2 separate regions of the Homo sapiens genome follow, and region 2 is linked to region 1. A link is an interaction called in ENCODE POLR2A ChIA-PET data of the cell type or tissue named here. Cell type or tissue: PC-9. All regions are shown on one strand.

Region 1 (5,000 bases):
ATGAACGAGGCGGGCATTGTGGTATGGATCATGCAGTGGCACATACCTCAGAGGCTACCTAGTCTACAGATTAAAATTTCAAACTTGAGTTCAACCCCAAAGAATACATATATATCTACTGCCTGCGCCCGGGGAAAAATACTTGAGTCCTTTTAAATGACAAAAGTAATAGAAAAGCATCTTTAAAAAATAATTCCAGTCCAGGTGCAGTGGCTCACACCTGTAATCCCAGCACTTTGGGAGGCCGAGGTGGGCAGATCGCCTGAGGTCAGGAGTTCCAGACCAGTCTGACCAACATGGTGAAACTCAGTCTCTACTAAAAACAAAAAATAAACCGGGCGTGGTGGTGTGACCCTGTAATCCCAGCTACTTGGGCAGCTGAGGCAGGATAATCGCTTGAACCCAGGAGGCAGAGGTTGCAGTGAGTCAAGATCGTACCACTGCACTCCAGTCTGGGCCACAGGAGAGAGACTCCGTCTCAAAAAAAAAAAAAAAAAAAAAAATTCCAAAGTTCTGTTTTAGGAGAATGGTAATGACTATATTGTGTATGTGAGTGTGTTTCAATTCTTTTGGTAAAAGCCAGAGGGCATTACCAAGTTTTTTAAGATTTCAGATAGATATATAAATTTTACACTGAAAGACTCAAAGCACAAAGAATCCCATGAACTGTTCCTGGGACTCTGCTTTGTCTTTACAGCACTCTGGTTGGGGGAACTGTATGTGGAAAGAGCTATACAACTTCTCCTGCACTCACTCAAGTCACAGTTCTGTGGATATAAGAATCCACTCATGCAACAAATATGTGCCAGGCACTGTGCAAGCCACTATAGTGCTACCCAAACCAACATGGCTCCTGCCCTCAAGATGCTCTAGTGGCCCTTCTCTATGGGTCTCTAGGAGCTTAATAGCTTCACTTCTGCCACTTTCATAGGCAAGATTCAGGCTGAGTTGCAGAGGTGCTCATGAGAGATAGAAAATAGGAATCAAGACTCACATACCATAGTTGCAGTAGCATGCACAATCAAAAACCTATGCCCCCATTATTAAAAATGTTGAATTCCGGCTGGGCGCGGTGGCTCACGCCTGCAATCCCAGTACTTTGGGAGGCCGAGGTGGACAGATCACGAGGTCAGGAGATTGAGACCATCCTAGCTAACACGGTGAAACCCCGTCTCTACTAAAAATACAAAAAATTAGCCGGGCTTGTTGGCGGGTGCCTGTAGTCCCAGCTACTCTGGAGGCTGAGGTAGGAGAATGGCGTGAACCTGGGAGACGGAGCTTGCAGTGAGCCGAGATCATGCCACTGCACTCCAGCCTGGGCGACAGAGCAAGACTCTGTCTCAAAAAAAAAAAAAAATGTTGAATTCCTTGTGATCCATGATGTTACAATAGATAGTACAGGCTAACAGGATATACTACCACTCTTCTTCACTACTGTTTCAATTGCCTTGCCTTGCTTCGCTTCGCTTCTCCATTTTCTCCTTCTTTCTTTCCTTTTCCTTTCCCTCTCTCTCACATACTCTCTCTCTTTCTCCCCTCTCTCTGTCTCTCTCTGTCTCTGTCTCTGTGTCTTTTTTGAGACAGGGTCTCGCTTTGTTGCCTGAACTCCTGGGCTCAAGCAATGCTCCTGCCTCAGCCTCCCAAAGTGCTGGGATTATAGGGGTGAGCCACCACACCCAGCCTTCTTTAGAATGTACTTCTCATCTTTCTTTTGCTCTCCATGTGGGTGATACCCTCTAAAGTGTAACATCCTCTAAAATGTTCCCATAAAGACAAAAATTCATACCACATACTTGTGAATTTGCTTTGAAACAATCCAGTGAAGGACATGGGGACTGTGAAGTGAGTGGGGTACAGGGCTAACCACAGATAGAAGTGGGATGATGGGTATCGAAGGTTCATTACACTATTCTACTTTTTACATATTTTTGGTATTACCCATAATAACTAGAATAAAATAAATACATTAGAAAAAAATTTACCACATCAACAGTTTGCCCTGAAAATATGGTGGTTAAGCTAAGGTCGGAATTAACCATGAATCTGCAAACATAACAGAAATGCATTACTTTGCATTCATGAGTCACTGTGTTTTGAAATAAGCCATGTCTTCAACTCTGCTTCATTCCTTAACATTCCCACACTAAGTCCTACTTTGGTGCTTTACAAGTTGGGTATCCACTAGCTTTTAAAGAAAGAAATCTGTGATCTTACAGGTAAGATCAACTCTTTCAGCAGGCATTTTAAACTGCCACATTTTAAAATAACTTTTATGAAAAAGATATATTTAAAAGAGCACGATTCCTGGGCTCAAGTGATCCTTAGCCTCCCAGTGGTCTTTGTAGATGGCCTGATGGAGTCTCATGGCACAAGAAGATTAAACAATGTCTCTAATTTTCATAAATTTCTGCAATTCAAAAAAAAAAGAGCAAAAAAAATAATTCTTCAAATACTTGTGCAATGACAGAAATGTGGTGATCCAGGTAACTTGCTTTAGTTTCTAAATACTTCATCTCACTCTCTTTTAATGATAATTAAGATCTCATGCACTGACGCTGGCCAAGGGGATTACTTATACAAAAAAATGCATCGAGATAAAAGTCTCAGTGAAAGGAACAGAACCCAAGGCCTAGTATATTTTCAATATGACTCGAGTTTAGTATTGCAGGAATCCAAGTCAGCTCCAAAACTGTGCCCAAGGATGTTTCTGGCAGACGTGCAATCTGGATCATCCACGAAGCTATTTAAAATTACTTGAGATGTTACCACGACAGATTTTAAAGATCAAAACACAGGTGTGTATCAGTGTTGCACAATTCTGTGGTAAGGGAGAACATGAGATCATTCCACCTAGAAACAGACCCAAACACAAACATCCACCTGGAGTTCAGGTGTACGGCTGTCTGAAGGCAGATGAATTTATCTCTGGAGTTTTGTTCTGCTATAAATATGCTCAGATAAGAAATGGGGTTTTAATATATTAATGTTACTTTAAATTGGGTGGGTCTTTTTAGCTGACAAGCATCTTATGTACCTGCCTTTATGCTATTTTTAACCTCTTGAAAGGCTTATTTCTCAATATAAATGGGTTATAGTCACCATAGTTTAAATAGCCTTATTTATTCTTTGCAGCTTCAGTAAACTTGTGAGAGTAACATAAAAGTTTCAGGATAGTCAAGGCACAAATCTTTTCCATTTCATTATGAACCAAGAAAAAAATTATCAAGATAAAGTCTTAAGAAAATAAGTGACTTAATTAAAGCCATCTCATGAAGTAGTATACGCACTTTACCTAATGATTCATTTAACATTAAATAGTTCCTACATAAACTACCTGGGGAAAGGATTATAAATCATGCTGCTATAAAGACACATGCACATGTATGTTTATTGTGGCACTATTCACAATAGCAAAGACTTGGAACCAATCCAAATGTCCATCAATGATAGACTGGATTAAGAAAATATGGCACATATACACCATGGAATACTACGCAGCCATAGAAAAGGATGAGTTCATGTCCTTTGTAGGGACATGGATGGAAACCATCATTCTCAGCAAACTATCGCAAGGACAAAAAACCAAACACTGCATGTTCTTACTCGTAGGTGGGAACTGAACAATGAGAACACTTGGACACAGGAAGGGGAACATCACATACCGGGGCCTGTCATGGGGTGGGGGGAGAGGGGAGGGATAGCATTAGGAGATATATCTAATGTAAATGACAAGTTCATGGGTGCAGCACACCAACACAGCACATGTATACATATGTAACAAACCTACACTTTGTGCACATGTACCCTAGAACTTAAAGTATTTAAAAAAAATACCTGGAGAGAGAGAGACAGAGAGAGAGAGGGAGAGAGGGAGGGGGGGAGAGAGAGAGAGAGAGAGAGAGGGAGGGAGGGAGGGAGAGAGAGAGACACAGAGACAGAGACAGAAAGACAGACATGCATCTGGAAAATTGAACAATAGGAGGCAGTCCTAGTTCTTGATGCCACAATGGTCCTGGATCTGTAAAGTTTTCACGGTAAGCCAGAGATTTATTTTATTTTCAAAAGAAGGCTAACAATAGTCAAAGTGTTACTGATCCATGTGAGCAAGTGTGTACTTATCTCCTATGCCCAAATGCAAACTTTCATTGTTCAACAAACTAGGAGTTAGTTTTGTGTGAATACAAGCATGAAGAAAAGAGTTGTGTGTGTCTCTATGAGCAAATAACAACACTCTGACTCCCTGATGCTAGGTCTACCCAAAGGAGACGAAAAACAACTATGGAAAGGAAAAGCACATACACAAACATAAACAGGACATGCATGTTGTATACCACCATTTGGTTAACAGATGCTGGTGTCTGCCCTCCGCTCTCACAAACGAGTCAATGTACGTGTGTGTGTGTGTGTGTGTGTGTGTGTGTGTGTGATCTTCATCCAAAAGTAACATAAAATTCTGTGTGGCTGGTTTGACAGTGTGTCTGCAAAATCTATGTAAGAATTCTAATGGAGCAAACACCTGCTGAGCCTGTTTGGATGCTGTCTGAACCAGTGATGGGGGAGTCTATGATAAGGTGGCTGAGCTGGAGAATGTTGTTTTTTGTAAAGTAAGCCCAGGCACCATCATCTGTCCCACTGGGCAGCTATTGCTCGCTTACTTCAGGCCTCACTATTATATGACCTTCATTTACATTGAGGGAAGAAATATGTTTTGTAAATTTTTTTTTGGAGATAGAGTCTTGCTCTGTTGCCTAGGCTGGAGTGCAATGGCACGATCTCAGCTCACTGCAACCTCTGCCTCCCAGGTTCAAGCAATTCTCCTGCCTCAGCCTCCCAAGTAGCTGGGATTACAGGCACCCACCACCATGCCCAGCTAATTTTTTTGTATTTTTAGTAGAGATGGGGTTTCACCATGTTGGCCAGGCTGGTCTTGAACTTCTGACCTCAGGTGATCCACCCCACTCGGCCTCCCAAAGTGCTGGGATTACAGGTGTGAGCCACCA
Region 2 (5,000 bases), 170 kb before region 1:
TATCAGGCTGCGGTCTGGGGTCTGGAGTGGCCACAGCAACACAGAGTCATCTCTGTTCAGATCTGGCCACTGCTGGGGAAAGCCCTGGCCCTTCTACCTTCCCTGTGGGGTCCCCTTTCCTTCCACCTGCACCAGGTTCTCATGGGCTCTCTACCCATGCCCAGCAGGCTCCCTCTGCAGGGCACTGGGGCGGGGTCGGGGTCGGCGGGGCGGGGGAGTAGGAGTGGGCGGGAGGGCAGAGAAGACTGAGACAGAAGACATGTTCCTGTCTTCAGAAAATCAACGCTCTTTTCAGGACTCACCATAGGAACGATGACCACTGCCACCATCACCACGGTGCGGAATAATCACTGCACATCCTGAGCCCCAGCCTAAGCAGGTCCCACAGATGTCTCATTTTAATCCTCTTCCACTTTAATCCTTGTTAAAAAACAACCTGTGAGGTGGGTGCGGTGGCTCACGCCTGTAATCTCAGCACTTTGGGAGGCCAAGGCAGGTGGATCACTTGAGGTCAGGAGTTCGAAACCAGCCTGGCCCACATGGTGAAACCCTGTCTCTACTAAAAATACAAAAATTAGCTGGGTGTGGTGGTGGGCGCCTGTAATCCCAACTACTCTGGAAGATGAGGCAGGAGAATCACTTGAACCTGGAAGGCAGAGGTTGCAGTGAGCCGAGATCACACCAAGAGCAAAACTCTGTCTCAAAAAAAAAAAAAAAAAAAAAAAGCTGGGCACGGTGGCTCACTCTGTAATCCCAGCACTTTGAGAGGCCGAGTCAGTTGGATCACAAGGTCAGGAGATCGAGACCATCCTGGCCAACATGGTGAAACTCTATCTCTACTCAATTACAAAAAATTAGCCGGGCATGGTGGCAGGTGCCTGTAATCCCAGCTACTTGGGAGGCTGAGGCAGGGGAATTGATTGAACCTGGGAGGCGGAGGTTGCAGTGAGCCAAGATCGCGCCACTGCACTCCAGCCTGGGTGACAGAGTGAGACTCCATCTCAAAAAAAAAAAAAAAAAAAAGCCCAATAAAACAATAAGAAAAACAACCTGTGAAGTGGCTATTATTTTTCCCATTCTACAGATGAGCAACTGAGCTTCAGTTTCCTGTCCATCATCGCCCAGCTAGGAAGTGGCGGAGCTGGGAGTGGACTCTGGGATGCTCAGGCTGTAGGACCTGTGGTCCATAGCGTGCACTGTGCCTCAGACCTGAGGCAGAAGGATGCACCTTCCAGAAAGACGTGCTGTGCACATGCAGAGCATGAGATGCTGGGAGCCAGGGCCCTGTGAAGGGCCTGAACCTTGAGGACAGGCAGGAACTAGACTGGCAGGGGGAGGCACGGGCACTCCCAAGACACAGACTGGCCTGAGCCCAGTTTCAAGGGAAGGAGCCATGATGCCTGTGTGAGGGCAGCAAACTGTTCTATGGGGCCAGAGCCCAGGGCCTGGGGAGGGAGATCAAAGCCAGACCAGAGCAAAGCTGGTGCTAGGTGATAGTCTGCTGCCCACCCTCCCTTCCCGCTGTTCAGGCCTGGGCCCCACTCAGAAGTCTGTGTCCTCAGGGTCAAAGGCCCATCCAGGGTGGTGCCACCCTCCTCCACTTGAAGCCACTCTCTCCCATCTCTCCCTGTGGCCCAGATGCCTGCCAGGGTCAGCTGTTGGGACTTAGCCGTTCCAGGGAGGGAGGCCTGGGCAGCTCGGAGCCAGTGGGTTTGTGGGTTGAGCCAGAGGGCTGGAGAATGATCCCAGCTGATAGGGCCCACGTGGGTGGTCTCTGGGAGAGCCTGGGAGGGAACCAGGCAGGGCGGCTCTGTCCTTGGCCTGGGCTCCCAGAGCTCAGCTAGACTGTTCCTGGACAGGCTGTGCCAGCTGCAGGGCCTCCAGACCCCAGACTCTATCCCCGAGTCATCCATCGACACCAGGAGTCACTCCTAGGTAGACACAGCTGCCTGCTCGGAGCCCTGTGCAGCTCCCTCTGCCCCCAGTCCCCAGCCACCCTCTCCTCTCAGCAGCCTGTCCTCTGCTCCTCCATCCTCAGGAGCTGAGCCTCAGTGAAGTGGCTGCTAGGTGCTCCAGAGTGAAGGCAGGACAGGACTCTGAGCTGGACTGCCAGGCCCAAGGTGACTTGGAGGTGGGGAAGAGGCACGGCCACAGGCAGTGAGCCCTGAGCCAGAGGCGGCAGGGACAGTGTCTGAACCCAGCACTCCCTTCCTCACGCCCCTGGCAGGAGGCCCAGGCGCAGCGCCAGCCTCACAGGCTGATTCGTGACTGAGAAGCTGCCTCGTGGGCCCTGCTCTGGGTGGGAGGGGCCTGGGAAAGTCAAGTCTCTGGGCCTTCGCTGCTCTGTGGGGCCTGCCCAGGCTGTGTGTGGCTGCTGGGAGGCACCGAAAAGCCGTTTTCTTCATTAAGCATCTGTGTGGAGATGGAAGGAACCAACAGGGATGCCTCTCCAATCATACAGACTTGGGCCAGCCACCACCTCCTCAGTTCTTCACAATTCTCCTTGCTCTCCCTCCTGTTGTGGTCATTAATTTGGGAGGCTCTGGAGGGGGTGGGTGGCATTGTTCCCTGCCATCCTGCTGTCCAGAGCCCAGTTCCATCCCCGGCTCTGGAACCCTAGAAGATGCGAGGCCCCCAGGACACCATTGCCATCCTCAGTGGGCTGGGTGAGGCCTGCTCCGGGCCCACTCACAGGCCAAGCTTGAGTGACACAGGAGCCAGAGATGGGGCTACTGCAGTCCCCAGGCAACCTTATCTACAGTGGCAGCTGTGGCCACAGTAACCTCTCCAGTTGGGCAGGACGGTGAGGTCAGCCATCAACAGCCAGCCTGACCTTTCTGGAAGCCAGCCAGCCAGCCATGTCTGCTGCATCCAGGCAGGACTGCAGCTTAAGCTCTGCTCTTGGAGAGCTGGTTGCCCAGGCAGACCCATCCGTAGACACAGCTCTCTGCTTCAATGTCCCAGCCTGGGAGTCCGAGAAGGGGGCCTGGTCTGTGCCTCTCATCAGCTCCCGAGCACCAAGCTCGCAACCAGCCAAGTGTCCATTTTTAAGTGTTCCCGCCTGTAAATGAGGGCCTGGGACGGACTAATGCAGAGTGGGTAGTGCAAGGAGAACTGATGGGGACAAAAGGGTGGCCTGGCCTCCAGCCAGGGCTACTGGAGTGGGCAGGGCAAGAGATGATGGCAGCTTGAAGGAGGGGGGTGTGGGCAGAGGGAATGGGGCAAGGTAGGTGGATCTGAGAGAGATTTTGGGGTGAGAATAAACAGGACCGGTGACTGGATGTGAGGATTAGACAGTGGGGAGTTCTGTCTTGCACAACCTGGGGCGCCATGGCCTGAGCTGGAAGCCTGAGGCTCCCAACCTGCTGAGCGACTTGCCACGGGCTGATGCCCCCTGGGCCCGTGCTCTCATCCCTCAACTTCCAAGGGATCCCTGATCCCATTGACTTCCAAGGTGGGAACGAGTGAGGTCTCATCCTCTCTGCTCCAACCACCCTGCAAGTTTGGTGCTCTGGGAACTCATGTGTTCCTGTCTCCACTTGTAACTAAAACCATGAAAACTTGAAACACACAAAAGAAGAAGGGACTATCATGGCCCTGAGAGCCCATCACTCAGCTTCAAGGCTCATTGTCATCTTACCTTTTTTATTTCTTTTTTCTTTTTGAGACAGAGTCTCACTCTGTTGCCCAGGCTGGAGTGCAGTGGCATGATCATGGCTCACTGCCACCTTGACCTTCTGGGCTCAAGCGATCCTCCCACTTCAGCCTCCCGAGTAACTGGGACTAAAGATGTGTGCCTCCACGCTTGGCTAATTTTTTTATTTTTTGTAGAGATGAGGTCTCCATATGTTGCCCTGGCTGGTCTTGAATTCCTGAACCCAAGTAATCCTCCTGCCTCGGCCTCCCAAAATGCTGGGATTACAGGTGTAAGCCACCACAACTGGCCCTTCTTTACTTCTTAGCTAACTTAAAAAAATTTTGGTATTTTATAACAGTGCCAGACACTATATTATTTTATCCATAAATACTTTAGTTTTTATGTCCAACAGAATGAGGGATTCGTTTTTTTTTTTAACATAACTATAATGCCAAGTCTTAGCAAATGTTAATAAAGTTAACAATTTCTTTTTAAAAAAATTTCAACTTTTGGCCATGCGCGGTGGCTCACACCTGAATCCCAGCACTTTGGGAGGCTGAGGGGGTGTGGATCACTGGAGGTCAGGAGTTCGAGACCAGCCTGGCCAACATAGTGAAAACCCATCTCTACTAAATATATATATATACACAAAAATTAGCTGGGCGTGGTGGCGCGTGCCTGTAATCCCAGCTACTCGGGAGGCTGAGGCAGGAAAATTGCTTGAACTCAAGAGGTGGAAGTTGCAGTGAGCTGAGATCATGCCACTGCACTCCAGCCTGGGTGACAGAGCAAGACTCCATCTCAGAAAAAAAAAAAAATCAATTTTTATTATAAAGGGTACACCTGCAGATTTGTTACATGGGCAAATTGCATGACACTGAGGCTTGGGGTCCCAGGGACCCTGTCGCCCAGACCGTAAGCATAGTACCCAACAGGTGATTCTTCAGCCCACACCCCCCTCCCTCCCTTCCCAGTCCAGTGATCCCCAGTGTCTACTGTTCCCATCTTTATGATCATGTGTATTTAACATTTAGCTCCCACTTATAAGTGAGAACGTGGTATTTGGTTTTCTGTTCTTGCATTAGGTTGCTTGGGATTATGGCCTCTAGCTCTATCTATATTGTTGCAAAGGACATGATTTCATTCTTTTTATGGCTGCATAGTATTCCATGGTACAACAATTTCTTAATATCATATAAAACCCAGTTCAGGCCAGGCGTGGTGGCTCACACCTGTAATCCCAGCACTTTGGGAGGCCTAGGCGGGTGGATCATTTGAGGTCAGGAGTTCAAGACCAGCCTAGCTAACATGGTGAAACCCCATCTCTACTAAAAATACAAAAATTAGCCGGGTGATAATGGTG

What was found. Peaks named below come from ENCODE experiments on the same cell type or tissue, not always from the same donor. Only the 100,000 strongest peaks of a DNase experiment are listed, where the experiment ranks them.
Region 2: POLR2A ChIA-PET joins it to region 1 with 15 read pairs; 1 of 35 experiments calls an interaction of 5 or more read pairs at or near these places.

The regions. Positions count from the first base shown.
Region 1 is chr2:28,183,166-28,188,165 of GRCh38, reverse strand. All of the region lies in intron 7 of BABAM2 (BRISC and BRCA1 A complex member 2), which reads right to left. The region is part of intron 1 of LOC100505736 (a long non-coding RNA gene); the gene reads left to right. Among named protein-coding and RNA genes, the nearest start is that of BABAM2-AS2, 120 kb to the left of the region's middle. In PC-9, no CTCF peak of the experiment used is centred here; DNase peaks (open chromatin) are centred at 2,085 and 2,805; H3K27ac peaks cover 782 bases.
Region 2 is chr2:28,353,512-28,358,511 of GRCh38, reverse strand. It overlaps LOC105374381 (a long non-coding RNA gene), which reads right to left. Exons shown (of 3, transcript XR_939873.3): 3 at 4,424-5,000. It overlaps LOC105374382 (a long non-coding RNA gene), which reads right to left and starts at 135. Exons shown (of 3, transcript XR_007086256.1): 1 at 1-135. In PC-9, no CTCF peak of the experiment used is centred here; a DNase peak (open chromatin) is centred at 2,231.